Regions from separate parts of the Homo sapiens genome. Here region 1 is linked to region 2. The links are chromatin loops, found by intact Hi-C in ENCODE. Cell type or tissue: ovary. All regions are shown on one strand.

Region 1 (2,500 bases), 440 kb after region 2:
CCCTGTCTGAGTTCTCACGTGCCATTCAATTTTCCCAGATGTCTTTCCTCCCCAGCACAGCTCTAATTGTGAGAAAATAGCCGTTGCGTGATTGATACCCTATCAGGAATCGAGCTCGCCTTGGAGACGCGCTTCCAGCTCAGTATCTGGGCCATCAGGGTTAAATACCCACAGGCTAGCTGATGATCGCTCTCTCTCTTCACAGAGAGTTTGGGGCTAAATTAAATCAAATGGCATCTGTCTGCTTCAAGTAGGCAAAGGCTTTCAGCCCTGGGATAATGAGAATAATTCCTTAGGGTGCATAAGTTCTCCATGGTTCACCAAGCACTTCTGTTCGCGTCATCTCCTTTGACTGTCTCAACTACCCTGCAAACTGGGAAGGGCAGGAATCATTACCTCTACTGTCCCAATGGGGAAAATGGGTGACAAAAAAAGTTGCACAAGGAAATGGCTACCTTCCTTTAATAAAATGTAAAATCACATTTCCCCGGGTTAACACTGGAAGGATAGTCTCCATCATCCTCCCTTCTGTGGATCCTGGCCTGGAGACAGGGCAGAAAGATCAGACCGTTGCCCCCACCTGTAGCCTGGATCCTCCCCTTAATGCTTCATAATGTGGAACTGGGACTCTTCAGGGCTCGTTAAAGCACAGATTGCTGCACCTCTGATCAGGGGGTGTGGGTGGGGCTCAGGAATTTGCATTTCTAACAAGCTCCCAGGGGATGCTCATGCCCCTGGTCTGGGGACCACACTTTAAGAATCCATTAAAGATGAAATCTTTTAGAAAGACCTCACACATGACTCCAGAATAATAAAAGAGAAAAAAGTAGAAAATTGTTCAAATTCAATTCAGTAAGCCTTCAGCAGCCAGGCAAGTAAGTGAAAGGGGTGATGGAGCTCACAGTCAGAAAACAGGTGACTGAGAACAGGACCTGGCTTATCTAAAGGCATTCGAGTTCATGTTTTATTAACTCCGCTAGAGAAACCTCCTGTGTCTCTGGCTGCCGGAGGCTCATGGGCCACCAGGCTTGTCCCCATGATGGATGGTTTGGCTTGCAGGGTTCTGCTTGCTCTCTTAAGTCTTGCAAAGCCTGACTATGTGCCAGTGTGCACTTGGCCCCTGTGAGGTCGGTGCCTCCCTGGAGCTTATAACTAGAAGCACAGGATGACAAGGCGCTGAGCTCCTGCCTGCCTGAGGCCACCTTCTGCATTCTGCTCTCCCGCCAAGGGTCAGTCTTTTCCCTGGATGGACTTAGGACTGCATCTCCTTCTGCCAGGGGCCACTCCCACCTACACTAGCAGCATCCATAAACAATCCACCTACAGTCATGGGTGGGGAGGAAGGTTGTGAAGGTCATCAGCAAGGAGAAGTTTGACAGAGGCAGAGCTAGAAGCAACCCCCAGGTGTCCCAGCAGCTCTCCCATTACGTGGGAATGATCAGATGATTGTGAAGGCCAATGTATCTCCAGAGCAGGGTCTTCAGCATCTTCACGTGGTCTCTGGCCAGACTCCAGAACTAGGTTCCTGGGGCCTAACAACCAACAGGAAAGAGAAGACACTGAAGGGAGGGGGCTGAGTGGGAGGAGTTGGTGGGAGGTGGCCGGGCCCTCTGAACAGGTGTCTCAGACCCTGAGAGGCAGAGGAACCCCCGAGCCCTAGCCTCCTCTCACTCACTCGTTCACCTGTGGCCCCAGACTTCCTCAGAGGGATCTTCATCAGCCGTGAGCTGCTGCATCTGGTGACCCTCAGGTACAGCGACAGCGTCGGCAGGGTCAGCTTCCCCAGCCTGGTCTGCTTCCTGATGCGGCTTGAAGCCATGGCAAGTAAGTGTCCCCAAGGGGCATCCCAGAGACCTTGGCAGTGACCGAAGAACACAGGAGAGGACCGGACACCCCCTACCCCACCCCAGGTCTGCGTGAGGCCTCAGCAGCAGGGTGGGCCAGCAGCCTGTGTGAGGTGCCAACCGAGGCTGTAGATGGTGTGACCAGCTCCCTCCGCACCCCCCTCTCCCCTGTAGTTCCCCATCGCAGGTCTCTTTTCCTCATCACCCTGACCAGCCCCTCTCTCAGGAACAAGGTTAACGCTGTCCCCGTCTCCAGGTTGTGTTTATCATTGAAACCTGCTCTTCAGTTATGTAATGAAGGATTTTGGTCTTTGCTGCAGGAATTTCACACACAAGTGAATAAGTAGGGGCAGGAGGTCCCTCCCCAGGCTTCAGAAATCCAACTGTGTGGGCCGAAGTTTCCACACTTTTTAGCAGCATCACCCTTTGTTTTTAATGAAATCTAGTGTGAAACCCCGAGCCACAGTCGGGCCACAGTGGGGCCACCATGATTGCAGGAGAGAGGCCAGACCCCTCCCCACTCATAATCCTCTCACCGCCATGCCACGAGGCACTGCTGCAAAGCCTGCAGCTCTGAGCTGGGCAAAAAGATTGAGACACTAAGGCTCTGGGAGGGTAAAAGAGAAGCCTGAGGTACAAGCCTTGGCCCCCACACA
Region 2 (2,500 bases):
TAGAAGTGAACTGACACTAACAGTGAGAAGGCAGGGTAAGAATGCAGTCTAGAGCGCAACCTTTCTCCACTAGACTTGTAAGTAATTTAAGTGAATCCTGTCCCCCTGGGGTTCTATCCTGGCTGGCTCTGCTGGTGAACTTGACTGGCCAGCATAGGGCACTTGATGAGACCCTGGAATGCTGAGGCCAGTTGGGCAGCAAGCTTTCACCTCATCCTTCTGCCCATCTATCCAGCCATTCAAACATTCATTCGCCTGAAGACATTTATCAAGCTCCTGCAATGGGTCAGGCATCTGCTAGGCACTGGGGACACAGAGCTCACAGTCTCCTGGAGGGGGTGAGAGATGACTGACAGGTGGTCTGTGGTGCAGTGTGACCTGGGAATGCACACAGTACTGTGGAAACACGGGAGAGGCATCTAGCACAACCTGAGAGGGCCAGGGGAGGCTTCCTGGCAGGTTTCCCTTTAACCATCTTAAGGGAAAGAGGCACTAGGTAGGAAAATAAAGGGACAGTGGTGTCCCAGACAGAGGGCACTCTACATGGAAAAAAAAAAAAAAAAGAAGACACTAAAGCAAGGGATGAAATGGAGTGCTTGGAACACAGCAAGAGATTCAGAGAAGCCAGAACTTATCTCTGTTGCAAGAAAACCAAGGCTGCTGGGGCAGGCAAGGGCTGATCCCTGCAGGATCTGCCATGGAGTCTGGGTCCTTTCTTGAGAGGCTGAGCCATCATCCAAGAAGTCTAAGCCTGGTCATGAGATGCCCAATCCTTTCCTCTACACCAGAAAGGCTAGGAAGTTAACAGAGTACAGGGGGAGGGAGGTTCAATTCCCTACATTGGCCCTTAGTTCAGGGGACCTTGATCAAATAGCTTAACCTTTTTGAATCTCTACAGCTTCATCAGTCACATGGTGATGACAATATCGACCTCATAGGGCTCTAATGCAGGCTAGATGAAGTAACATATGTGAGCATTTATGGCATTTGGCAGTGCACTTAAAAACGGTGAACTCCACAGACTTCTTTGTGGGGAGGGCACCTTCCTTCCCACTTTTGTGGTATGTGCAGTGGCTTATGTCAACGCTAGGTGGTGCACGATCCCCACACCAGGACATCTTCCAGCTACAGGACCACAGATGACAGTTTCAGCACAAGCTCTTCTGGGAAACCCTGGCTAATGGAATACCTTGCCAGCCAGACTCAGCCCAAAAGGCCAGCTTCAGCCTCACATGGATTCACTTGTCTCTCCTTGTCTCTTTTTTCTGACTAGTGTTTAATTTATGTACTGTACTCTATTTTATATATTGCATTTGTTTCTGAAATTTCTTTCATTTACTTAAGTGCTCAGCTGAAGTGCATCTCCTTGAGGGATATAGCGGCACCCAGCCCATACATCCTGGCATCACAGCACCTGGTTTAGCACATAGCTCATGTTTAATATTTACCAATTTAATGAATGAATGACTTTAAAGTAATTCAGGTGAATCCTGTCATTTAAAAAGTCAGTCTCTACTCAAGTTGCTAACTGAAAATATCAATATATAAGGTTTGCCTAAAGAGACATGTGACTTCTCACTAAAGGGTCCCTCTCTGGTGGCCTAAAGTTTAGAGTCATTCTGATGCCAAATGGCAGGTCCTGACTGAAGAGGCAGTTCAAACCATCACAGATGCCCTCTGAACACGTTCTTCATATCCCGAAATTCAAGATACTAGGGCATCACTTTCTTTTACCCATTCAGAATTCCTTCTCCTGGGAGGATCAACCATTGGGTCAAGTTCCTGAACCTTTTGCTTTCAGGTCGCAAATCACAGAGTGAGTGGTGGGAGGTGGGTGGTCCTGGGCCAGACCCAGGCTCGGGAGAGGCCTGGTATTTAAGCCCCATGCTGGCTCCTGTCTTTATCTTCCATTTTAAGCCTGGGCTTGCATGGTTTCTCCCACTTGCAGAAGAAAATTATGCCAGAAGCCGCATAGCTCAAGACAGGTAGGGTGGGGTGTTGGAAAGGGCAGGCCTCACCTTGACGAGGGGTCTGGGTATTTTTGGTTCTTAAAAGCCATCCATGGAGGCTTCAACAAGTTCCCTAACTTCTGAATTCATCTATTTTAAAAAGCAATTGTGTGCTATTAGAGGGGGTTGGACTGTATAACTTCTAAATCTGCATCTGCCTGGAGATAGCAAATTTGCCAAGAGCACAGGCTGGCCTTTACAAAGGTGCCCGCCTAAGTCCAGCTGTGTCAGTTACCTTTGGCGAGTCGCCACTGTTTGACTCTGTGGTCCAGAGGCCCCTGTGAGGATCTCGTGCCACCACACACATAAGCTGATTGGCATCATGCCGGGCTTCAATGTGTGGTTCACTGTTACCCTTCACAGCCATGTTAACTGCACAGGAGAGTCCCACCTCCACTCTCCAATGGTCTGGGAGGACCTTTCTTCAATAGGGGAGAAGCCAAGTGGTTTCTGAACCAGAGAAAACCGGGCGCTACCATCCTCTGGTGCCT

What was found. Peaks named below come from ENCODE experiments on the same cell type or tissue, not always from the same donor. Only the 100,000 strongest peaks of a DNase experiment are listed, where the experiment ranks them.
Region 1: a loop joins it to region 2, with 2.5 times the contacts of the local background. A loop is called at or near these places in 6 of 110 quality-filtered maps.

Annotation. Positions count from the first base shown.
Region 1 is chr2:30,731,762-30,734,261 of GRCh38, reverse strand. CAPN13 (calpain 13) reads left to right here. Exons shown (of 23, transcript NM_144575.3): 20 at 1,696-1,824. Among named protein-coding and RNA genes, the nearest start is that of CAPN13, 74 kb to the left of the region's middle. In ovary, no CTCF peak of the experiment used is centred here; a DNase peak (open chromatin) is centred at 1,136.
Region 2 is chr2:31,168,871-31,171,370 of GRCh38, reverse strand. No RefSeq gene overlaps it. Among named protein-coding and RNA genes, the nearest start is that of GALNT14, 32 kb to the right of the region's middle. In ovary, a CTCF peak has its summit at 1,037; a DNase peak (open chromatin) is centred at 1,090.